5 separate regions of the Homo sapiens genome follow, and regions 1, 2, 3 and 5 are each linked to region 4. A link is a loop called in an ENCODE intact Hi-C map of the cell type or tissue named here. Cell type or tissue: IMR-90. All regions are shown on one strand.

Region 1 (5,000 bases), 190 kb after region 4:
GATCACTTGAGGTCAGGAGTTCAAAACCAGCCTGATCAACACGGTGAAACCCAGTCTCTACCACAAATACAAAATTAGCCGGGCATGGTGGTGCACACCTGTAACCCCAGCTACTTGGGAGGCTGAGGCAGGAAAATCACTTGAACCTGGGAGGCGGAGGTTGCGGTGAGCCAAGATCGCACCATTGCACTCCAGGCTGGGCAACAAGAGCAAAACTCTGTCTCAAAATAAATAAATAAATAAATAAAATAATAATAATAACACAAATTGTATGTCTTTCCATGACCAGCCCTTTCCTGCATTCGGCTCTGCATTGGTGCTGTGTGGGAGGCACTAGGACTACCCTTAGGCCCCAGACAGAGGAGCCCATGCCTATGGGTTCCCAGAGGGGCCCTCCTGTGGCTGCACACCTTCCCACAAGGTCATATACACATTCCACAGGGTCCAGGGGATGTGACCATCATAAGCCAGCGCCCTCTAGCTTCTAAATTGAACCCTGGGTACCCCAGGCCCCAGAGTCCCTGCCCGTGGGCCTCTCCCCCATTCATTCAGCTGAGGGCGGAGAGGCACACTGGTGTGTACCCAGGCTTAGGGGGGAAAGGTGGGCTGTGCTTGGGGGCTGAGCTTGAATGGAAGGTGGGTTGTCCCTCTGCATGGACCAGAGCTGCTCAAGGGGTAGGACGGAGCTTGGAATGGCAGGAGAGGAGGGGTGAGGGGCAGGCCACAGGCCAGGGCCTCAGATGGGGGCTGGCACTCCCCAGCCACCGCTTGCAGGATCCAGCTCCAAGGAGCCTGGGAATTTACATTCTAAGCTGGCCTCCAGCTCACCATGAAAATAAGCACACCAAGGCGGGAGGGCAGGGTGGTTTGTACCTAACAGCGTATTAGCCTGACATATAACTTTTCAATACTGAGACAGTATTTGCAGCATTTGTTGTCTCGGGGTAGAACTCTGCCAGTGTCAGGGGTGTCCTGGTGTCATCCCAGTGGTTTTCTCGACCACTGACCCACAGGGGACAACACATTTATCAAATAAGGAAAGTGCTGGGCCCGAGCCTTTCAATACACAAGTGTAGAATAACAGGCTTAAAGGCTACAAATAGCATCAAAGCACGAGGGATGATAATGCCTCTAGAGACCAGGTTCAAGTTCCCATGTGGCAAATGTCACCTCCACCCGAGGTGCCACTTGCACAACAAGGGTATTAACTTCTCTCCTTCCCCAGGGCCTGTCTAGGATCCCCTTTGGTAACCTGGACCTGTCTCTTCCCTTCCCATACTCCAGAATGAGCCCCTGGGCCCAGGTCAAGCACCTGAGACTCAGATGGACAACCTCCTGTGCCCCCTGCCCCTCTCTTCTTGCTCATTCTTGCTGGTTTTGTCATCCTGGCAGAAATCATCAGAATGACAGTGATAATTATGAACACTCACCTTGTGCAGGCTCTGACCTTCACATTCACCCTAGACGGGGCTCTAGTGCCATCCTCATTTTACAGATGGACAAAATGAGGCTCAATTTGGGGCTGATCCTGTGCCTAAGGTCACAGTTGGTAAGAGGCAGATCCTGGAATTGAACACACATCTCTCTGAATCCCAGATCCCACACATCTGCCCCCAAGGCTAGAAACCACAGATCAGAGGGACCTTCTGGGCATTGCGCTGTGTCATGGGACAAGTCACTTGCTGACCTCTGTTTCCCTGGGGAAGTGGCTTTGGGGAATACCTGGGGTCATCTAGAGCTGAGGGATCCTGGGAATCCAGGAGTGGAGCTGGGGCAGCCTGAGAACGGGGCCCACCCCACCCCGGCTCAGATGACCAGTCCCGAGGGCCCAATCAGGTCAGCCTTGGATCAGGCCATAAGTGGGAACAAAATAGTCAGGGAACTCTCCTCTCCCGCTTTGTTTATGGTCTGGGAGCTGAGAATATTTTGAATTGTTGTGTTTGGGGAGGGAGGGAGAAATAACCAAATATAAGAAGGCAGTCACTGGGAGGCCTGGGCAAGAATGCAGAGGAATCAGGCCTGCCTGGGGATGTCTGGGCCACCGGAATGCTTGGAGGCCCAGCACCCTCTAGCTCAAGGATCCGGCACTGATGAGACATTCACGTTGCCTGGAGAGCTTTATTTTAAACAACGAAGGAGAAAGAAGAAAAGAAGAAGAAGGAGAAGGAGAAGAAAAAGAAGCAGCAGCCGCCACCACCATCTCATGCCCATTTAAATGAGAATTTCTGAGCGTGGGACCCCAGGCATCAGATTTTTTTCAGTTTCTCCTTGGGCCACCAAGGTTGAGAACTGGTACCTCCTGTAGCAGTGGTTCTGAAACGCCAGCTGCCTCGGAAGCTCCTGGAGGGCTTGTTAGATAGGACTGTGTCCCACCACAGAGTTTCTGATTCAGGAGGTCTGGGTTGGGCTGGTGCTTTGCTTTTCTAACAAGTTCCCAGGTGAAGCTGCTAGTCTGGGGGCCAGACTTTGAGAGCCTCTCGCCTGCATTCTCAGGACTCCTTTTGTGGCTTGTGGACCCACAGCCTGGGGTGTCTCCCAGAAGCTTGTTAGAAATTCAGAATCTTGGCGCAGTAGCTCACACCTGTAATACCAGCATTTGAGGAGGCTAAGGCTGGAGGATTGCTTGAGCCCAGAAGTTTGAGATCAACCTGGGCAACATAGAGACACCTAGTCTCTAGTTAAAAAAGCAGTCTATGGCCATACTACCAGGAACGTGCCTGATCTCGTGAAGCTAAGCAGGTTTGGGCCTGGTTAGTACTTAGATGGGAGACCACCTGGGAATAACGGGTGCTGTAGGCTTTTGGCTTGGCTGGGCGCAGTGGCTCACACCTATAATCCCAGCACTTTGGGAGGCGAGGGGGGTGGATCACAAGGTCAGGAGTTCGAGACCAGCCTGGCCAACATGGTGAAACCCCATCTCTACTAAACATACAAACATTAGCTAGGTGTAGTGGCAGGCGCCTGTAATCCCAGCCACCCAGGAGGCTGAGGCAGGAGAATCATTTGAACCTGGGAGGCGGAGGTTGCAGTGAGCCGAGATCACACCATTGTACTCCAACCTGAGCGACAAGGCGAGACTGTCTCAAAAAATAAAAATAAAAAAATAAACAAAATAAAAATGTGGGATGTGATGGCTCACACCTGTAATCCCAGCACTTTGGGAGGCCAAGGCAGGTGGACTGCTTGAGCTCAGGAGTTTGAAACCAGCTTTGGCAACATGGTGAAACCCTCGTCTCTACAAAAAATACAAAAATTAGCTGGGCATGGTGGCTTATGGCTATAGTCCCAGCTACTTGGGAGGCTGAGGTGAGAGAATGGCTTGAGCCTAGAAGGTCGAGGCTGCAGTGAGCTGTGATTGTGCCACTTCACTCCAGCTTGGGTGACAGAGCAAGACCCTGTCTCAAAAATAAATAAATAAATAAATATAAATATAAATAATAAATAGAAGGCCGGGCGCAGTGGCTCGCCCCTGTAATCCCAGCACTTTGGGAGGCTGAGGTGGCCAGATCACCTGAGGTCGCAAGTTTGAGAGCAGCCTGACCAACATGGAGAAACCCCATCTCTACTAAAAACACAAAATTAGCCGGGCATGGTGGCGCATGCCTGTAATCCCAGCTACTCGGGAGGCTGAGGCGGGAGAATCACTTGAACCCAGGAGGCGGAGGTTGCAGTGAGCCGAGATCGCACCACTGCACTCCAGCCTGGGCAACAAGAGCAAAACTCCATCTCAATAATAATAATGATAATCAATAAAAATAATAAATAAATAAGAAATTCAGAATCTCCAACCCCACCCCAGACCTGCTGAGTCAAATTCGTATGTTAACAACATCCTGTCGTGAGTATATGCACTTTTCAGTTGAAGCAGGGCTGGAAGGTCACCTTGGCTAACCTCATGCCATCCATGGGGAGACTGAGGCAGAGGGAGGTGGAGGTCCCTCTGGGTTACACAGCCACTAAGGATCCACTCAGGGCTTGGAACCAGGTCTCTGCAGGGGAGATGGGGAGGGGAGGGGGCTCTTGTGGGTGGAGCCGAATGCACAGTCTTAAAGACTGGCCCCTTTCTCCATAGCTAAACAAATGGTTAGTTTTGCAGTTTGTGGAATGGGGGTGGGAGCGTGGGGGAAAATTGTAGGCAGCTCCAGCTCCGTTCATTCAGCAGAATTTGTTGGACATCTGCCATGGGGCTGGCCACTGCTGTAGGCCCTGGGGACACATGAAGTGGGCAGTCTAGTGTGAAAACAGACATAAACAGGTCAATATGTAAATGATCAAGGTCCACTCACCCATTATCCAAGTTAGAATGAGAATAAAATGAGGCGATGGCTCAGGGCTGGTGCAGGGCAGGCAGGAGGCAGCCGGGGCTGTCTGAGACATGGTGGTCTGGGAAGGTCTCTGGGGATGAGACACTGGAGCTGAGGCCTAGGGAGAAGGAGCCAGACCTGGGAAGGGCTGAGGGGAAGAGCCTGGGGCAGGGAGCAAGACAGGGGCAAAGGCCCTGAGGCAGAGAGAGGGGAGCCTGGAGTTGGAGGGAAAGCCAGGGGGCCAGAGAGGCTGGGAGTGAGGGAGGCAGAGGAGGAGAGTGGCGGAGGGTCAGGTAGGGGGTATCTCAGAGGCTGCCAGGAGTGTGGCTTAGTGGCAGTGTGGTGGGGGCCATGAGGTGGTTCAAAGCAGGAAGGAAGCCTGAGTGGGTCTGGGGGTTTTCCTTGGGATTTTTACTGAGGTCTACACTTCCTACAGTGAAACGCGACAGCACACACTGGAGTGACCTGCCCCAGGTAAGGATGGAGCCCCTTCCCATCCCGCAGGTTCTCTCATACCCCACCCACCCCACACCACCCCACACCACCTCACCCCATCCCACTTCACCTCTGGAGGCAACCACTGCTCCTATTCCCATGGCCCTCAATTCACTCTGCCTGACTTTGAAGGCCATGTAAAGGGACCCACTGCAGGGCATCTGGTCTGTGGCTCTGGCTTCTCTCACTGGGCTCGGTGTT
Region 2 (5,000 bases), 260 kb after region 4:
TAATTTGAGGTGGGGTCTGGCTCTGTTGCCCAGGCTGAAATGCAGTGGCTTGATCTCAGCTCACTTTCTGGGCTCAAGCCATCCTCAAACCATCCTCCCACCTCAGCCTCCTGAGTAGCTGAGACCACAGGCACATGCCACCATGCCCTTCTTCACTCTGCCTCAGTTTCCCCACACAGAAGTGAGAAAGTTTCTGTGGAGCACTGGTCCTGAGCAGTGCTAGAGACATCATCACTTACTTACGCACTAGTATTTTTTGAGCCTCTACCGTGTGCCAGGTGCTTTGTAGAAACAGGGCTGGGGGACATGCAGTGGTTCACAAAACAGACAAAAATTCCTGTGCTCCAGGAGCTGATGGCCTGGCAGGAAGAGTCAGGTTGTAACAAAACGAATGGGAAAAATATATAGGAGTCAAATGGGGATGCGAGCTATGGGAAAAAGTCAAGCAGAGAAGGAGAATGGGGAGTGTTGGGAGCAATTTTGAATAGGGTGGCCAGGCAAGACCTACCAAGAAGGTGACTCTAGGCAAAGATGTGAAGGAAGTGAAGGGCTGAGCCAGGTGAGTATGTGGAGGGGAAAATCTCCAGGTAGAAGTGACAGCCTGTGCAAAGGCCCTGAGGTGTGTTTGACCCAGACCCTTGGGGAGCACCCAGTCTGATGGAGGAGGCTGATGTCCGCCAGGGACAGTGAGCAACTTTTGAGACATAATGCAGAATACAGGAGAATAGTGTCAAAGCCAGAGAGAGGGTGCCAGGCTGCAGCTGTGGCCGAGCAAAGACGTGATCTTCCACGGGTCCTCCCTTCTCACCCTTAGCAACAACCTCCTTCGTGGGGTGGCTGTAGGCCTCCCAGGGGTGGGCGTGATTCCCAGAACAATAGCAGAGCCTGGGCCAGGCCAGAGAAGCCAAGACAAACACAGTCAGGCTCTGTGAACTTCCTCAAGCCCCATGGCTGAGAGGCTGCCTGCTCGCTGGCCATGGCTTCCAGCCCTGGCCACAGACCAGGTTTGTGGCTGACGTGGGGGCTGGGCCCACAGGCAGCAGATGGACCTCATCCTGCCAAGGCCCTGCTCTCGTGTCTAGTCCAGCAAGGAGGAGTTGGAGGGTAATGGAGGGAGAGCCCCAGCCTGAGAGGCTCAGGATCTGAGTTCAAGTCACTTTGCCTCTCTAGGTTGCAGTTTCCTTTTTTGTAATTTTCACTATTCCAGGAAGTTGAAACTAGGCTGCCATTAATCCATTCAACAAATAGTGATAACGGTGGCGAAAGCGCAGTAGCCTGTGAGTGCCGGGCAGCATTCTCAGTGCTGCTAGGTAGCTCATTGAATCCTCCTCATGGTTTGGAGTATGTGCAGTTATTAGTCCCATTTTACAGATGGGGAAATTCAGGTTCAAGGAGGCTCATTACCTTGCCCAGCATCCCACAGCTTGTCAGTGGCTGTGCTGGGATTTGGACCCAGGCGGCCCCACTCCCGACCTGGGTGCCCCACACTCTTCCGCCTCTTGTGCCCACCCCCGTGCCAGCCTGAGGATGCAGTAAGTAGGGCGTGTGGCAGGCATGTCCCTGCTGTCACAGAGTGGGGTCTGGGAAGGGGGCAGAGATCCAGACACTCACACAGGAAGTGCAAGCCCTGCAGACGCACAGGGGAGGAGGCCCCGGAGTGAGCATGGACATTCACTGAGGCTGGGGCTCTTCGCTGTTGGCCTCCGGAGCAGCTCTTTTTGCCTGGTTAAAAACAAAGCAGGGGGTAGTCAGAGCCAGGTCCTTTTAGCTCTGGATCCCCCAGACTGCATGACTTTGAACAAGGCCCTTTCACTTTCTCAGCCTCACCTTCCCCTTATGTGAAATGAGTTAGTGAAGCCCCTCACCAACAGCCAGGGCGCTGAGGATCCTTAGGGCCTGCCTAGGATCTCTGGGATCAATGGCGAGCCCTGCTGCCCAGGCCCTTACCTCCCAAAGGATGCCTGGCTCCCCCTGCTGCTGCTGCTGCCCAGACACTTACCTCCCAAAGGATGCCCGGCTCCCCCTGCTGCTCAGCCACCCTCTTTTCTACTGCCCAGAGGGGATGGAGAAAAGTTGTCCTTGTGAGTTTCCTGGACAGTTGGGCCACAGGGCTTTTGGGTCTAGGGCTCAGAGGAGCCACGGAGGTTCACCAGCAAGAGTGGAAAAATACCACGTCCCACAGCAAGGCCTGCTGGGCCACCACCAGAGGCCCCTGGCAGCAGCTAGCACCAGCCTGTCCCTTGGGGATCCCGGGGGAGCCACAGAAAAGTTGAAAGCATGGCTCTCAGGGGCTTGTCCTCGGAGCAGCAGATTCTGCAAAGCAAGGGTGGCTTTCAAACCTGCTACTGTAAACCAAAACCCATCTGAGACAGGGGGCTCGATGAGCTTAGAGGTTTATTTTGCCAAGGTTGAAGATGTGCTCAGGAAAGAGACTGAGCCACAGTAGGATCTGTGGCCTGCACTTTTTCCAAAGAGAGTTTTGAGAACCTCAGTACACTAAAGGGGAGGCCCAGCACAGTAGCTCACACCTGTAATCCCAGCACTTGGGGGAGCCGAGGAGGGCAGATTGCTTAAGTTCAGGAGTCCGAGACCAACCTGGTCAACATGGCAAAACCCTGTTTCTACTAAAAAATACAAAAATTAGCTGGGCATCGTGGCGCGTACCTGTAGTCCCAGCTACTCAGGAGGCTGAGGTAGGAGGATCTCTTAGGCCCGGGAAGTTGAGACTGCAGTGAGCTTTGATTGCGCCATTGCACTCTAGCATGGGCGACAGAGACCGTGTCTTAAAAAAAAAATGTAAGGGGAAACAGCAGGAAGGGACAGAGGAACAGGTAATTCAGGTAATTATGCACGATGTCTCTCAGCAAATCTGCATTTTCCATAGGGTAGAGAACACACACATTTTCCATAGGGTAGGGTGTGTACACACGGTGGAGGAAGGAGACACATGCCTAGATGTGTGGGTGGATGGCTCATTTCTTGTCTCTTTGTCCGGCACCTGTGAAGATGAGCTGTGAGTTTACATTGTCAGGGTGAGGGAGGCCGCCTGGGGAGATACGTGGCCTGTATCTCACAACTCTCTGCTGAAGAACAGAAAGCAGGCCGGTTTTGTGCGTGTGTGTGACTCACTTCCCAAGCTTAACTTTTTCCTTCTGCATAGTGAGTTTGGGGTCCTGAGATTTTATTTTCCCTTCACACGGCTGAGGTGGCGTGACCAGGATTTGGGGAGGAACAATGACACACATCCCAAAGGTGTGGGGACCTGACACCAGCTGGCCTGGATCCATCCCGCATCCACCACCAGTAACTGTGATTGCAGGCAGGTGCCCCCACCTCTCTGGGCAGTCTCCTCATCTAGAAAATGCAGGTGAGGCTGATGCCTGGCTCTTCTCAGTTGTCTGAGGATTAAATGAGTTAAAACTCACGAAGCCCTTAGCTGAGTGCCCCGCACAAAATCCGCACTGCATAAGTGCTTGTTAAATAAACTAACTACGTGAAAACAAAGAAAGCCACCTCCACACCCCTGTCCCTGACACAAAGCCCTCTGGTCACAGACCACTGGGTTGCTTGGCCCAGTGGAGGCCTGGCTGGCTTTGAAGTGGCCGCCCTCTGGAGACCCCTGCGGGGCTGCTGTCAGCAGCTATTGTTCGCCAGCCCGGGTGTGGCCCACAAAGGGCCCCAGAGGTGGGAACTGGTCGGGGCGCCTGGCCGCCTGTCCGCCTGTCCTCAGGAAGGGAGAGGCAGGTTGGTTTTCTTTTTTCACTTCTTTCCCCCCTTCTGTGGCTTCCTGATGTGCCCCCGCCCTCCACGTCTGCCTTCCCATCCTCGGGAAATCATGTAGGCTCCTGGCCTCAAGGAGAAGAGATGACGGTGGCTGGAGAAACTGAGGCCTGGAGGAACAAAGGACGCCCGGGGGCAGAGGCAGCAGTAGGGCCCAGCCTGTCAGTGTCGGAGAGCCATCCTGACAGTGCCGGCCAAAGAGGCTTCTTGAATGCTCACCGCAGGCCAGGGGCCATCGAGCAAGGTCAGCGTTCCCTTATCCTCAGTGGACAGATGGGGAAGCTGAGGCCCAGGTCACCAGCAAGGGGTGGCAGAGGCAGCGTGCAACCCCTGGTAGAGGTGGCTCCCCAGCTGACCCACAGCCTCTCTACCCCTCGACCTAGAGTGGCAGAGTGGGAGGCAACCTCAGAGCTCCTACGGTCCCAGCCCTTTACTTCCTGGTGGGGAAACAGTCTAGAGCGGACAGCGGCTTCCTGGAGGTCTCATGGCAAGCCAGCCTCTAAGCTTGGCTTCAGACCTGAGGGCCTCCCTACTGGCTGCCCTCTGGTCTTGGGGAGAATCAGTAAACTGCCAGTTGTGGGAGGCTTTTTGCTGGTCTGCTATGTGTGGGCTGTGGGGCAGGTCCCCATTCTGTTGCTTAAGCCCACGTGACCCTGGGCAAGTGATGGACTCTCTCTGGGCCTCAGTTTTATTGTTGCAAAATGGAGATAGTAATACAACTTACCTCAGAGGGTTAGGGCACGGGCCAGTGAAAATAGACGTCACAGCATTTGGAACAGTGCTAGGCACACAGTAAGTGCTCAATAAACGCTGCCTAGGGGTTGTTGGGCTGAGGGCAGCTGAGCTAAGCAGGCCCTGAAAGCTTCCTTTTTGCCCTTTTCCAAAGCCCCTTTCTCATTGTTTCTACTCAAAGGGATCATGGCCACAAGAATTTGCTCTGTCGAGGGTCGTGGTGCCAGCTAGGTGAGGTTTGGGGCTCTGTCACTATTGGTCAGTGTCTGTTACATACTTGGGCCCCAGCAGTGCCCTGGCACTGCACCCCCAACTCCATGGGCACATTTGTCCTGTTCTCTTCATCTCAGTTTCCTCTCCTGTAAAATGGGTGCATTGACTGTGCAGTGGTTCCTCCAAGGTCCCCTGATCCCCAGATGCGGCCCAGGGCTCTGCCAACCAGTCTCAATGTTTCAAGGTGGCCACCATGAACTTTCTGCATGTCGAAG
Region 3 (5,000 bases), 720 kb after region 4:
GCACCTGGGGTTGCCCGGGCTGGGCCCTGAGCATGACGCTCTGCAGCCTTCCCAGCGGTGGGTGAGTGGCCAAGAATGATGGAGCTGGCAGCCAGGCACCTTCCACAGCACCTACCATCACAGAAAGGTATGCCCTGAGGCTAGAGAACGGCAGTAGGTGGACATGGTCCCTCTGTTCATCTGCTGCCAGGAGAAGCCGGTCTACACTTGCCCCTCCCTGCCCCACCCTGAAGGAGGCTGCTGTTGGTTTTCCAGGTCAGCCGCCCTGTGATGGAGAAAGTGCCCTACGCTCTAAAGATTGAGACTTCCGAGTCCTGCCTGATGCTGTCTGCGAGGTACGGGCAGGTGGAGGGAGGATGGCGCACAAGGCAGAGGTGTGAGCATGGGAAGGTTCAGAACAACAGATAAGGATGTGCTGTTTTTATTTTGGTATCCTTCTGGGTCAAAGTATCCTTCTGGGTCAAAGGACTTTTTTTCTTTTCAGTGTTTCTTAACCTTTTGGGGAATTTGATAAAAACTTTTCTCCCCCCAAAAAATGTACACACTCATAAAATTTTATATATAACTTCAGGGGTTTCTAGAGCCCATGGCTTAAATATGGCAATAGCAATGTCTCATGTTTGTGGAGCTCTTTATGGATGATTGGGTCTCTACAGCAACACGAAAAGTTAAGGCCAGTAAAAAATGTATTGTGTGCTGCTGTTCATAAAGTGGCCTGCCTTTTTGCGTTCCTGTCTAGAAGATGAGAGAAAAAAAATAATAAGTGAGCGTTCATCACTTATGTTGCCCTGTCTGTGTGGTGTCTTAGTCCATTCAGGCCACTATAACAAAAATACCAGGCCGGGCGCGGTGGCTCACGCCTGTAATCCCAGCCCTTTGGGAGGCCGAGGCGGATGGATCACAAGGTCACAAGATCGAGGCCATCCTGGCTAACACAGTGAAACCCCGTCTCTACTAAAAATACAAAAAATTAGCCGGGCGTGGTGGCAGGCACCTGTAGTCGCAGCTACTCGGGAGGCTGAGGCAGGAGAATGGCGTGAACCGGGGAGGTGGAGCTTGCAGTGAGCCGAGATTGCACCACTGCACTCCAGCCTGGGCTACAGAGCAAGACTCCGTCTCAAAACAAAAACAAAAACAAAAACAAAAATACCATAAACTGAGTGACTTATAAACAACAGAAATTTCCCACAGGCTGCAGGTCAGGAAGTCCAAGGTCAAGGCACTGACTGATTCGGTGTCTGGTGAGGTTCTGCTTCCTGGTTCAAAGACGGTGCCTTCTCACATAGACAATGCCACCTCATGTGGTGGGAGGAGCAAGGGTCTCTCTGGGGCCTCTTGTATAAGGGCACTAATCTCATTCGTGAGGGCTCCACACCCATGGCCTCATCACCTCCCAAAGGCCCTGCCTCCCAACACCAGCACCTTTGGGAAGAGGATTTCTGCATTTGAATTTGGGGGGACACAAACATTTAGACCACAGTGGGGCATGGCATTTCTATCAGAAAGGTCTGCATTTTCTCCAGGCCCTCGGGTTGCCTGGGATCCTCATCTCTGGCTTCAGACCATGACCTTAAAGAGCATCCCCTTTTCCTTCTTTCAGGGCAAGGTAAGCTCAAGCTCTCGGGGGCTTGGAAACCAGGGAGGTATGCCTCCAGCCAAGAGTAGCTCTTCAGCCAGGGACGTGCATGGCAGGGGTCAGCAAGGCTTCTGGGGCTTGGGTGTCTACTCTCAGCAAGCACATGAGATGGGATGGCAGCAGTGCCTATCACATGGGGGTTTATCCTGCATTGGGCGGTTCTGAGTGTGAAATGGGATCTAAATGCACTCATGCACATGCACTCTCATAGATGCATTTTCTCATTAAAATCATTTATTAGGTGGGGCATGGTGGCTTATACCTGTAATTCCATCAATCTGGGAGGCTGAGGCTGAAGGATTACTTGAGGCCAGGAGTTTGGGACCAGCCTGGGCAACATAGTGAGACCCTGTCTCAAAAAAAAAAAAAATTTAAGCATTTATTAGCCACACCTCAGTGCCAGGTCTGGCAACAATTTAGCCGTTGTTGTGCTCTCCAGGAGCCCACATTACAGGTAGGAGAGTTGTAAACTGCTTCAGATGCAGGGCAGTAACTGCTGTAACAATTAATAGTGGTAATGACAGCAGTAACAGGCATTGGACACCTGTCAGGCCCCAGACGCCGCCGTGATCCTCATCACCACCCTTAGAGCTGGGGTTTGCGGCTCCTTCCATGCATAGGGAGTTGAGGCTTGCAAAAGGGTCACACAGCCAGGTGAGGTGGAACTGGAGTTTGAACCCAGGACTGTGTGGACCAGAGCTCTTATCTGTTACAGTCTACTGCATGAGGGAGTAGAAAAGGGCTTGGAAACCCAAAGGAGGGACTGCCCCATCTGGAGGAGTGAGGGAATGCTTCCTGGAGGAGGTGATGCCTGGGTGGGGGTCGTGGCCTCACCTCTCCTTGTGATAAAATCAAGGGCAGGAGGCTGCCAGCAAATAGTTTCTGTTAGTCCGGCCATGACTTGAGGGTGGTGACGATCCACACGTGGGCCTTCAGGTGGGGCTGCCCATCTCCCAGGGCAAGGACAGTGGCCTTTAGCATGCCAGTCACCTTCCTGCTAGTCCAGACCCTTCACACTTGAAGCTCCCAGGGGACCGCAGGACCCATTCATCACATTTTAGGGACATGGTGTCTTGCTGCCCACAATGCTGATTCAGCCTCTGCCCTGCAGCACTGCTCCCGCCCAGGCCAGCGGGCCCTTATGCTTGCTTTCCGGGGCAGGCTGCACACTTACCTGTGGTGTAGGCGCGGCATCTAGTGGACACTGTGAGAACTTCACCCAGCTAGCTGGCACCCAGCCCAGGCGTAGCTCTTGCCACTCAGGAAGCCCTCCCTGGTGCAGAGCAGGGACTTGGAAAGTGCCTGTTGGATGACTGTCTGGGAAGCTATGTGGGGAGATGAGGAAGGTGGGAGACACAGATGTTTACCTTTGCCAGCTCCCACCTACCCCTCATCCTCCACAGGTACCCAGCCCTCTGTCCCCTGCCAGCCCGTTTCTCCTGAAGTGTGGGACCCTCTGGGCCTTCCTAATGTCTCTTGCTTTTGCACAATGTTGACAATGTGGTTCCACGTCCCACATCTCCCTTCATCCCCACAGCAGCCCTGGGAGTTAGGGGAATATCATTATTCCAGTGTAAGAAGAAACAGACCCAAGGACAGCTAATGGACCAGTGGTCTGCTCGTAAACCTAGTCTGGCAGGTGATCTCTTCTTTGCTGGTGGTTCTGGGCAGTGTGAGAGGTGCAGGCTCAAGGGGCATCTGAGTGAGAACCTCATCCATGCCGAGATGGAGGGTGGGAGGCAGAGCTGCTCCTGCCTTTGCTCACTCCAGCCCATGCCCGCAGCTCCTGTGCAGAGAGGGACGAGTGGTATGGCTGTCTGAGCAGAGCCCTCCCTGAGGACTACAAGGCCCAGGCGCTGGCTGCATTCCACCATAGCGTGGAGGTGAGTGGGTGGGCAGGGCCCACGGGCCACCAGCTTCAGAGACCTGGGGTTCCCTGGGCGGGCATTGCTGTTGCCACTCACACCCAGATGGACGTGTAGCTCCTGTCTTGGGGCACTGGCTCCCCCCACACCCCTGCCATGCTCCCACCCTAGTCAGGGGCGGCCTCCGTGTAACCTAGGAGCCCAGCACCCACAGTCTTGTTCTCACAGTCTGGCTGTTTCCCAACCAAGGGTGAGCATCCTGGAGGGTGCAGGAGAGGCCTTTCACATCAGACCCACTCACCCACACATCACACACCCTGCACAGAGACGCAGGGCAGGGCTCACTGGGCTCTGCATCTGGCTGGTCTCCTGGCCACATTCCACATTACTCAGCCAATTCTGTTGCTGCAGATACGAGAGAGGCTGGGGGTTAGCCTTGGGGAGAGGCCCCCCACCCTGGTGCCTGTCACACACGTCATGATGTGCATGAACTGCGGCTGCGACTTCTCCCTCACCCTGCGGCGTCATCACTGTCACGCCTGTGGCAAGGTGAGTCGCTGCATCTGGGGTGAGTGTGTGCATGGGGGTGGGGTGGGGGAAGGGCATGTCCCTGCCCAGCCGGGGGCTCAGGGATGTCCAGCAGCTACTGTAAGCCCCAGAGTGAGGCATGTTCACACCAACCCGAGAGGAACAGATTGCTAATTCCCATTTTATAGATCATCAAACCAGAGCTCCAAGTCCCAGGCCTCTTCCACACCACCACGTTTTCAACAGAAAACCGTAGCATACGTGGCTATTGTGCTTGGAGAAAAAAGTATCATGTAGTGGTTAAGGGCGCGGGCTCATCAGAAAAGCAGATAGGCGCTGGCTCAGAAACAAGATGAAGCCTTGCCGGAAAAGTAGGGGACACGCACAGCTCCATGATCAGAACCTGGGGCTCCCTAGGGGCAGTTGTGGGTGGATTAGCAGAGGGAGCGGAGGGGAGGGGTGCAGGTCTCCTTTGCATGCACTGAGAGGGGTGAGAATCTTCCCACCTGGGCCTGCAGATCGTGTGCCGGAACTGTTCGCGGAACAAGTACCCGCTGAAGTACCTGAAGGACAGGATGGCCAAGGTCTGCGACGGCTGCTTCGGGGAGCTGAAGAAGCGGGGCAGGGCTGTCCCGGGCCTGATGAGAGGTAACCTGGGGACCACTTGCCTTCTTCCAAGTGGCCTGGTGGCTTCTCCCCAGGCTCCAGTGGCTTCTCTGTGGTCCATGGTTCATGCCTGAAACCGCTTTCCCTGGAGGGAGTTATTCACTCCATGGAGGGAGGAAACAGAGGTTCGGGCACCATTTTCCAATATGTGGATTCTGTGGAAAATTGATCGGTGTCCCCAGAAGAAGAGCTCTGTGGGTAGCTAAGCTTAGGAATCAGTGTGTGTGTAAGGGGACAGAGGCAGGGAGCTCCTGTGTCCTTTACCATAGAGGCCCTCTTGTCAAGTATCCTATAGGCCTGTGCCT
Region 4 (5,000 bases):
TGACTGGGCCTGATGGTAGCCCGAGTCCTCTTGAGGGGTCTAGGTAGGAGATCTGCAACACAAGAGGGCTGTTAAGCTGGGGGTAGGTATCAGGGGGTCCTCAGAGCTTCTGGGGAGGGCAGGGTAGTTGAACAGAGTGGACTGAAGAACACTAAGCCCCATGAGACAAATTGCTGCTTACAGGCAGAGACCATATTCACAACCCCTGGCAGAGGGCCTGGCCAAGAATTTGTCTTCAATAAATGTTAAATGAATATTTAAATGACAAGAAGACTAGTGCAACAGGACTTTGTGATCAGCACTGTGGATGGAAGGTTCAAATGGGAGTTTGAAAGAAGGTGAACTTTGCACATTGTTTTCCAGACACTTGTGGTTTCCTTCCCACAATTGGACAGTGTTCCCCGGTTTTTTACCCTCGTGGCCATCCTCCCCATTACCATTTACCTGAAAGTGTCAGTATTTGCCAACTCTAGATACCTAACTAGTTATTAATTTACATAGAAAACTAATACCAAGAAATGAGGAAGATAAGGCCAAATGCTTTAAATTCCTTTTAGATTCATTGCCCAATTTTAATAAACCAGAGCATGTAGGTTCTTATTTTCTTGGCTGCTTCTAGAAATGTCCTGGATGTGGAGGCAGCATGCCCCATTGCAGTTTCTGATATTGATTACTCCAGAGGAATGTTTTCTTGGTGCTCATCCCATCCACTTGCAATGCTGCAGGGATCTGGGCTCTGAGTGTTGACACGAGCCCCAGAGTGACCCTTAGTGAGGTGGAAAACTGAACATACAGGGTCTAGCAGTGCAGCGGGGTCAGAGAAACCTGGCTGCGAGTCCCTGCTGTGTCACGTACCGGCTAGACAAACAGCTTCTGTCCTAAGGTCAGTTGTAAGGGCTGGGAAGTGGCCCTAGAAGCAGGCTAGGGTGGTGCTGGGATGTTACTGCCAAATCACTGACACCAGGGTCAGAGGCACAGAGGTGGAAGGGGCACTGGGAGGCCACTCCTTCAGCTTATTCCAACTGTCCCTGCTCTTTTCCTCCCCAGATAGTTTTCAGGAGAATGGTGAATTTGAAATAACTTGATTTGTTCCATTGAAAGTTATTTTCAGATGTCCGCTATGTGCCAGGATCTGTCCACAGAGGCCTGAGCAAGACCAACTATGTGCACGATGCTAAGAGCTGGGAAGGACCTGAAATGGGTGAGGAGATGGGAGGTGACATGGTGTTGTGGGGGGTGAGGGGGAACAGTGCTCAGACGAGGTCTGTCTCAGCAGAGAACATTTGAGCGGACATCTGAATAGCAGGAGGGAACAGGCCCCAAGGGGATTTGGCAAAACAGCATTCTTCCAGAAACTGGAGGCCGCGCAGAGGCTCTGAGATGAGGCTTTTCCTGGTGGAGGGTCGGCAGGGAGGCCAGTCGGCATGGGAAGAGTGAGCCAAAAGTCTGAGACCTCGGAAGTCCAGGCGTCATTCAGCACCTTCGTTTCACAGAAGGGGATGAAGAGCCCAAGACAGTGAAATAGACTTGCCTGAGGCCACCGCGAGTCCAGGCTAATCTAGTTCTAAAGCCTAAATAAGGGCCACTGTGTGCCCCAGCTCCAGTGGTGCCGCTCATGCTGTAGCCTCTGGACCCGTGCAATGTGCTGCTCCTGCAGCTACACGGTCTCCTCCTTCCGATCACAGGCCAGCATTTCACCGTCCTTTCCCTTTTCGAAGGAAAGGGTCTTCTGAGTTCGCGGGTGCTATGGGGACCCTGCTCAAGCTGGTATTCAGGAAGGGGAAGACTGTGCTTTCCTTCCCTTGGCCAGGCCTCGTGGGAGGAGCACAGAGTTGGAAATCACACCCGTCAGACTCAGCTCGATCACCGTGTGCTCTGTGACTTTTGGCGAGCTCCTCGCCCATTCTGGGCTTCCATTCCTCACACGAAGGGAAATGCAGGGAGTTGTTTTTACTCCTGAACCTGCATGTCTTAGTTGCCAACACCAGGTGGTGCTGTGCTCTTTTGCTTTTCCACTTCAGTCCTTGCTTTGCAATCAACATGAGCTAATACTGGCCAGCGAGCTCTGAAATCCAGTTTGTGGAACTCCAACCCTACAATAGCTACATAATATGTAGGCCCCAGGGAGAAAGTTGTAAGGGAAAATACCATTCCCGTGGTGCCCATATCCTGCTGAACCGAGATCACCAACAAAGCCGCACTCTAGGTGAGATGGGTTTTGCTGCGCTGGCTCTGTGCACGTGGCTGAATAATGGGTGGACAGAGCTTTCTTTGCGGCCTGAGGCCAGATTCTGCCATCCTGTTGAGCAGATCCCTTTTCCTGCTCTTAGCCTTGGAGTCCTCATCTATACAGTGTCCTTTGAGCTTGAACAATGTGAGTTTCAGGAAAAGGACTCAATCACTCTGCTATTGATTAAAAGAGCCTAGGTTTGGAGTTCTTGGTAGCAGTATCTGAAAGCCGACATTGGTGTGTGCTAGGAAAAGCCTACAGATTTGGAGTGAAAAAGCCATGCATGTGAACCCTAGCACTGCTGCTTCCCAGCTGAATAACAGACTCCAACTCTCTGACCCTTAGTTTCCTCCTCTGTAAATGGGGATAGTGACAGTGCCCACCTCAGGAAGAAGGGCTGAGGATGAAAAGATGTCCATCAAGGATGGAGCTCAGGTCCTGCCATGGAGTCGGAGCTCAGGACATCTTTGATTCCCTTAATTGGGCCAGCAGCTCTAAATAAGATGCTTCTTGTCTCCTCCTGAATGCCTTTCTGAAAAGACCACCTGTAAATATTTATCTGTCTTTATAACAAGGATCCAAGCTGTTCTTCATGAATCCATAGTTTCTGCCTTGCTGAGTCTACTACAACATTTTTTAAAAATTTTTTCATCGATCTCTCCTTGCATTGTTTTTCCTGTATGACTTTTCCAGGCTGAGTTCTGCTAGAAACTGGGATGGCTAACAGCTGGTCATGATAAGGGTTTGGGAATCAGATGAGGGAACAGGGGAGCCTCCCCTTTGCAGCGTCCTCTGCCCTCCCTCTCTGTGGTTCTCAGCAATGTTTTTCTCAGTTCAGCTTCAAGGTAGAAGAGAAATGGATGAAACCAGCTCCATGAACAAGGTCACCCCGCCAATATCACGAGAAAATGACATCACTGTCAGCTTCCGCTCAGGAAAAACCTGGGACTTGAATAACCAAGGGAAAGGGCAGGTCATCCTCATGGCAGGTTGACAGAGCTGGTTACAGACCTCCCTGCCAGATATCAGGGCCTGGGAGTGTGGCTAAAAATGACCCAGGGACCACACCTGCCTCTGGTCAGTTGCCCCCGGCAGCCTTACCACCCTCGTATGCTCAGAACAACGGAATATCACCAATGGGGTGTTTTATTTCCTCTTTCCTAGAAGAAAGGTTACCAACTGCCAGAATCAAAATAGAACATGAACCGTGTCACTGGAATCCTGTCCAATCCAAGCACACTGATATTGTGCAATGCCCTTTGGGAGATAAAGCAGATAAGCAAAATCTCCAAGCTATTATCACACCATTGGACCTGGCATTGCAGAAGGCCTCTAGCCGGCCTCTTCTAGGCTTGTCATGTTTCTGCAACACTGTGTCGAGTGCTTTTTGTGCTCTAGAAGAACACTATTTCATAGATGAAACCAGGCGCAAAGCCTCACAGAAAGAATTATTTTGTTAAAGTGAATAGTTGTCCCCAACTTTTTCCATTTCCCAAGCTCATAGTTTTATACATTCTTTCTTTTTTTAAGGCTTGGCTTAAATTCTTTATTATTATTATTATTATTATTATTATTATTATTATTATTTTGAGATGAAGTCTCCCTCATATCCCCAGGCTGGAGTGCAATGGCGCAATCTCGGCTCACTGCTGCAACCTCCGCCTCCTGGGTTCAAGCCGTTCTCCTGTCTCAGCCTCCCAAGTAGCTGAGATTACAGGCACCTGCCATCACACCCGGCTAATTTTTGTTTTTTGGGGGTTTTTTTGGGGTTTTTTTTTGTTTGTTTTTTTGAGACAGAGTCTCACTCTCTCGCCCAGGCTGGAGTGCAGTGGCCTAATCTTGGCTCACTGCAACCTCCGCCTGCCAGGTTCAAACAATTCTCCTGCCTCAGCCTCCCAAGTAGCTGGGACTACAGGTGAGTGCCACCAGGCCCAGCTAATTTTTTTTTTTTTTGTATTTTTAGTAGAGATGGGGTTTCACCATGCTGGCCAGGCTGGTCTCAAACTCCTGACCTCGTGATCCGCCCGCCTCAGCCTCCCAAAGTGCTGGGATTACAGGCGTGAGCCACCGCGCCTGGCAATTTTTGTATTTTTAGTAGAGATGGGGTTTCTCCATGTTGGCCAGGCTGGTCTCGAACTCCTGACCTCAGGTGATCCGCCCACCTCAGCCTCCCAAAGTGCTGGGATTACAGGCGTGAGCCACCGCGCCTGGCAATTTTTGTATTTTTAGTAGAGATGGGGTTTCTCCATGTTGGCCAGGCTGGTCTCGAACTCCTGACCTCAGGTGATCCGCCCACCTCAGCCTCCCAAAGTGCTGGGATTACAGGCGTGAGCCACCGCGCCCTGCCAAATTCTTTATTATTCTTAATGGCACAACATAGTTTTCCATATGGTAATGAAATACCCACGCTGACTTTCCTGAGGAACAAGGAAAAATGAACAAATTGGAGAATTCAGTGCTTGGCAGGCTTGTCTTCATATACATGATGAATATCAGCCTTTCCTGAAGCTTTAAAATTCTCTTGGTCTAAGTTACTTTTCCTTGAAGGATCATTCCTGCCCCTTGACATCTTTGAGAATTGTTCAACATGTAAATGATGTGCATCAATTGATCAACTTACATTTTAGCTTCTTTATACTATCAGCGTATTTTTTTTCTGTCACTTTCGTGTTAGTGAAGTATAGTAGATATTTGTAAAAGTATTGTGACTATATATTTTTTAATTTTTATTTTTGATTATAGTAAAAAATGCATAACAGAATTTACCATC
Region 5 (5,000 bases), 340 kb after region 4:
GGCCAGGGAGAGGAGTTGGGATTCTGTTGAGTGTGAGGGGAGGGTTTTTAGCAGGGTCGTGCTGTGACCTAACTTCTATTTTGCAATGGCAACTACCGGGAGTGGGCTGCAAGGGTCAGGATGGCACGGGGGTGAGGGGTCTGAGGGAGGAAATGGGCCAGGCACTTGAGAGGCGGGAGATCTGGAATCCAGGTCCCTTCTGCTCTGAGCCTCATTTTCCCCTTCAGTTGAGCATCAAAGCTCCTCTAATGACAGCCAATAGGGCACGTTTGAGGAATTGCCAGTGGGAGAGGTCAGAAAGCATGGAGTCAGGATGTATCTTGATGCAAAACAGGAAGAAAAAGAAAAATGGGCACCAGCTATAAACAGGCGAGGCACAGGGCGTGGAGGGCAAATGACCCCAAGTTCATGCAGAGGTGTCCCAACTAACTGTCACCAGAGAAGTGAAAACAGAAACAGCGAGCTCCCACTTGACTCTCCTCAAAATGGCAAATGCTGGAAATGCAGACAAAACCAAGAGCCGGTGAAGATGTGGGGAGATGGAGATGGAAAGTCACAGCACAGCTGGTGGGGGGTAAACTGAGGCAGCCACAGTGGCAGCACCTGGTGGTGTTAGGAGAAATTCCATGTCTGGCCACCTGTGTCCCAGTACCCTCACTCCTGGAAGTTATTGCAGAGTAATTCCACCCCCTACCCAGGTCCCTAAGGGGCATGAACTCTTGAGAATGTTGGTAAAGGTGACCTGGGACTCCATCCTAGGGTAGGGGACAGGTAACGTGGTGACTGCACACCGTGTTGTGTGACACAGCAGTTAGAAGTGCAGCCACATGAACAGATCTTAGAAAACCTAGTGTCACATTAAAGAAAGAAAGGAGGGGAGAAAGGGAGGGAGGAAAGATGGAAAGGAAGGAAAGAAGAGAGACAGAATGAGATCTACCCCGTGGTATCATTTATGTATTGAAATGTGGTGTCATTATGTATCGAAAGCAGACACATAAAGCACTATCTATGCTGCAAGGGCACACACAGACGGAAAGACCTGTTTCACCTATTTCAAGTGCAAGTTTAGAGGGAAGGAATTTGGGGTGGGGATAGGGCATGAAGGAGAAGAAATAAGATTATACAGAGCCAGATCTGGCGCTGGGATGGCCCAGAACCATGTGTGCTTTGAACTGAGAAATTTAGCTCAAGCTTTGGAACTTGGAGTTCAAAAATTAAAAATAAATAGGTGCCTCAAATGGCATGTTAGAAGTTGGAACTCTCTCCTGAGGATGCTGCTGGAAGAGTTTGGAGGGAGAGAGGGATAGGGTCAGCTAAGTGTCTTAGAAAACTGACTTGAATGGGTGCTCAGAGCGCTCCTGGGTGAGGGGTCAGGCCTTGCTGTCTGTCCACCCTCCCCATCCTCCTCCCCTCAGGGGCTGCTCTGACTGTCCACCAGCCCTCTCTCTGCCTTCCTAACAAAAAGCAAAACATGGAAATAAATGGACAAAGCTATTGGGGCTCAGCTCCAGGAAAAAGCAGCATTAAGCATCCAATCTCAGGATGCAGTGGCCCCTCCCTGCCCTGTCCTAGAGAATGTTGTCAAGAAACCCAAGTTCAAAGTCCAGTCACTGCTCACACAGGGCCTACTGGGGGCCAAGAACATTACACATGTTGAAATGTCAGTATCTCTTATAAAAGGGACTACATCCAAAGAGGATCTGCCACAAAACCACCCAGAACAAAGGTGGCCACAGAGTCAGGGATGGTCAGAGGAGGAGTCCAGGAAAGCTGCCGGGTGGAGGCAGTGTCTGAGCCACGCCTTGAGGGACAAAGAAACTCAACACTCAAAGGTGAGGTAGGCAGGGATTTCCAGGGAGAGGGCACAGCCTGGGCAGAGGGTGGGAAGTGGGAAGGAAAGGCACCACCAAAAGGGGCCCTAAAGAGCAGGTGGGCTGGCTAGGCACGCAGGGCCGGGTTCCGCAGACACAGTTCTGCGGAGAAGAGAGGTCACCGAATCGGGGCATTCCCGGCACTGTGACCGGCCATGTGGATGACATTTAGGAAGGATCAGGCTCTCCGGAGGCCCCTCCGGTGAAGACACAGAGAGCTTGTGCAGCTGTACACAGGCCAAGCCGTCAGAAGCAGTGCACGGACCTCCGCACACTGGAGTTGATGCAGCGACTCCCCCTTGTGGCTGGTAATCAAGGCATGAGGGTAGTGGATCAGGCTTTGGGAGGGGTGGGCACAGCTGTCATCCCGTGCCTGTGACCGGCTTTGGTGCCAGCGTCAGCCTGTGGCTAACACTGTGCCCAGAGTCCCACCACCCACCCATGGATCAAGCATGACCCTCCGTCCAAACGCAAACGCCTTAGAGAGAAGGAAAGGGCCAGCATTTGCTGAGCACCTACTGGGTACACAGCACTTTATGTACACTGTCTCATGGAATCTTTCAAGAATCCTATGGGATAGACATTGCAGTTCCCATGCTACAGTGCGAAACTGAGGTCGAGAGAGGGGAAGGGGCTTTGGTAAGACAGCCCAACTAGGATGGGCAGAGGGCCAGACCATGAGAACCAGGTGCTCCCTCCTTGAGCCCTTTGCACAGACTCTTCCCTTTGCCTGGAATGTTCTTCCTCACTTTCATCCTTACAGTCCAGTCTAATACCCTCCACCCAGAGGCCCACCCTGGCCATGTGGGGTGTGTCTCCTTTACCTCCCTCAGCCTTTCCTCCAATGCCTTTCCTCTCAGCCCTTCCTCCACCTGTTCTTTTCCACTAAATGGGAGATCCACAACTGTCTTGCTCACTGATTTCAACCCCATGCCCAGGGCAGCGTTGTGCACACAGTAAGTGCTACACAAGTGTTTGCAGAATGAATGAATGAGAAATATATGATGAATGTACATAATCTCTGAATTGCCATATTGGAAAGAAATCAACAATTCATCCCTTCTAACACTGTAGTTCAATGCAGGAATCCTCTCTGCTGTCTAGTACAGCTTGTACACCTCCATAAATGGGAGCTCACCACCTCTGAGCAGCCCACCCTATTCCTGAACAGTTGTAAGGGGTGACAGTCAGTCTGTTATCCCAGCTGCAGCCTGCCTCCCTATGGCTCCCCCTAGTCCCACACCATGGCCTCTGAGCCCTGGCAGGAGAGGCCACAGCTCAGTCTGGATGCGGCTTCAGTGGAGACCCAGTGTGTGGCTGAACACGGTGGTGGCCATTCACCCCGTTATTCTGGGGCCACTTCCTGGAGGGTTCCCCAACCAGGAAGAACAAACCATCTTCCCAGATGCCACAACATCTGACCATGCTGGACAGACATCCTCTACGCCCAAGTGGGGAAACTGAGGCTCAGAGAAAATGGGAACATAAGCCTCTAATAATGACAATCCCGGCTGGCCCCCAGCTGGCACTCTACAGATTTCATACTACTTCTCACCTCTAGGGGCATTTACTTCAGTCCCATGAGGCTGGGATCATCAATCGTTTCATTTTACAGACGAGGAAACTGGAGCCCAGAGACAGCTCAGTTCTCTGGCTCCAAAGCCTTAAATCACAGTTCAATTCACACACATTCTCAAAAGGGCTTGGTGGACGTGGTGATCACCAGATTCTGTGTCCTCATGGTAGACTTGAATATTGAAAGAGAACCCTGGAGCTGTGGACCCACGGTGGACCCTCAGGCAGGGTGAGAACATGGGAAGGACCATCCAAGGACCCCAGGCCACCCAGCTGAGAATATGCCAGAAAGATCAGCAGAGGTATGGGGGTGGGAGCCCTGCAGGGTTTGGGGGTGGGCCCTGGCAACGACCACATGTTTGAGGACAGGGCTTGACCCTGGGATTTCCAGGCCAGTGCCTGCTGCCTGGCAGCTGAGCCCCCTGCGCCCCAAACTGACCAGCCCTCTCCAGCCTCCCCGCCTCCCATTCCCAGCACCAAGTAGCAGAGCCAATTCCCACCTCTGAGCCTTTTTATCACCATCCTCCAGGAATGCCCTCTTCCTAATCCCTGTCTGCCAGGCCAAGTCCTACAAGCCCTTCAAGACTGCTGCCCCCAGGAAGCCCTCCGGCTGGCTGGGGCCTCATCTAGGGCTCCAAGCCCTCGGCACCTCTCAGTCCCACTGTGTCAACTCACTGCTGGCCATCCCACTCTCTTCCTTGCCCATCTACCCCTAGAAGAAGACACCAGCATGGTAATGAAGTGTGAGGAACATTCTAGTATGCCACCCTCCCCGCAGCGGCACCGCTGGTGCCTCAGAGGGGCCCTGAGTTCAACTCCTAGATCTACCTCCACCTCTGACTGGCTGGATGACCTTGGGCAAAACCGGCCTCAATCTCCTCATGCATAAAATGGGAGTATATGTGGGGCTGCGGGAGGAGTAGGGCTTGCGGTCTTTAGGGGCTGCTTCAGCTCTGGCCTCAGCCACCCTGGAACCCCTTCACCTCCATCCCCAGCTTGAATTCCAAATGACCCTCGGCTGCTTACAAACCCCAAACAAACCTTCCTCAACAAACCCACTCTGCGCATGGGCACTGAGACACAGCGAGGAGCAAGGATCTTGCCCAAGGTCATCCTACAGGGACCCCAGCACCCCTAATTATGGGCTGCTAGTGGCTGCTGGCCATGTGCCCCGCTTCGCCTGCCCACCTGCCCACCACATCTGCTTATGAGTCACCATCACCTCGGCCAAGATAGCAAAATGTGGGAACCAGAGAGCCAAGGTTGGCCCAAGGGGAGTGAGTGAGCGGGAGGGGGGAGGCAGCAAGGCTTCCAGGCCCGGGAGAGCAGGGCTGGGGGCCCAGAAGGGACGCTGAGGCCAGGAGGAACACGGACCTGCCAAGGACCCATGAAGAGTTGCGGTCAGCCTGAGTCCCTTGGCTGATGGAGGTGCTTTCCGCTCCATCTGACTATCTCCCCAGTGGGTGGGGAGACAGGGCTGGGAGCCTTCACAACGATCTGGACAATTAAGACAGGCAGATGGTCCTGCTGGACTGAACATTCAAGCCGACAGAC

The links. Hi-C counts contacts between places; a loop is a spot of excess contacts. Peaks named below come from ENCODE experiments on the same cell type or tissue, not always from the same donor. Only the 100,000 strongest peaks of a DNase experiment are listed, where the experiment ranks them.
Region 1: a loop joins it to region 4, with 7 times the contacts of the local background. A loop is called at or near these places in 17 of 110 quality-filtered maps.
Region 2: a loop joins it to region 4, with 7 times the contacts of the local background. A loop is called at or near these places in 98 of 110 quality-filtered maps.
Region 3: it touches region 4 in a loop (8-fold over the local background); 17 of 110 quality-filtered maps call a loop at or near these places.
Region 5: it touches region 4 in a loop (12-fold over the local background); 24 of 110 quality-filtered maps call a loop at or near these places.

The regions. Positions count from the first base shown.
Region 1 is chr3:14,391,959-14,396,958 of GRCh38, forward strand. It overlaps LOC105376959 (a long non-coding RNA gene), which reads right to left. Exons shown (of 8, transcript XR_007095825.1): 4 at 4,951-5,000; 5 at 4,287-4,422; 6 at 1,431-1,563. It also overlaps the pseudogene RNA5SP124. Among named protein-coding and RNA genes, the nearest start is that of SLC6A6, 8.1 kb to the right of the region's middle. RefSeq lists an enhancer at 2,353-3,092. In IMR-90, a CTCF peak has its summit at 2,078; no DNase peak of the experiment used is centred here; H3K27ac peaks cover 1,034 bases.
Region 2 is chr3:14,459,910-14,464,909 of GRCh38, forward strand. The region is part of intron 6 of SLC6A6 (solute carrier family 6 member 6); the gene reads left to right. Among named protein-coding and RNA genes, the nearest start is that of SLC6A6, 60 kb to the left of the region's middle. RefSeq lists enhancers at 448-969, 970-1,491, 1,492-2,013, 1,817-1,866. In IMR-90, a CTCF peak has its summit at 2,000 (motif pointing left); DNase peaks (open chromatin) are centred at 972 and 1,992; H3K27ac peaks cover 1,323 bases.
Region 3 is chr3:14,918,499-14,923,498 of GRCh38, forward strand. FGD5 (FYVE, RhoGEF and PH domain containing 5) reads left to right here. Exons shown (of 20, transcript NM_152536.4): 13 at 256-335; 14 at 3,420-3,519; 15 at 3,913-4,050; 16 at 4,548-4,677. LOC105376963 (a long non-coding RNA gene) reads right to left here. Exons shown (of 4, transcript XR_007095829.1): 2 at 3,803-4,850; 3 at 2,811-2,961; 4 at 1,849-1,985. Among named protein-coding and RNA genes, the nearest start is that of NR2C2, 27 kb to the right of the region's middle. RefSeq lists enhancers at 2,628-3,127, 3,643-4,842. In IMR-90, a CTCF peak has its summit at 2,833 (motif pointing left); a DNase peak (open chromatin) is centred at 2,833; H3K27me3 peaks cover 342 bases.
Region 4 is chr3:14,201,649-14,206,648 of GRCh38, forward strand. No RefSeq gene overlaps it. Among named protein-coding and RNA genes, the nearest start is that of LSM3, 25 kb to the left of the region's middle. In IMR-90, a CTCF peak has its summit at 1,985 (motif pointing right); DNase peaks (open chromatin) are centred at 2,013 and 3,483; H3K27ac peaks cover 1,727 bases.
Region 5 is chr3:14,546,291-14,551,290 of GRCh38, forward strand. It overlaps a transcript of GRIP2 not described here. Among named protein-coding and RNA genes, the nearest start is that of GRIP2, 8.4 kb to the left of the region's middle. RefSeq lists an enhancer at 1,629-2,129. In IMR-90, CTCF peaks have their summits at 2,166 (motif pointing left) and 3,454; no DNase peak of the experiment used is centred here; H3K27me3 peaks cover 1,990 bases.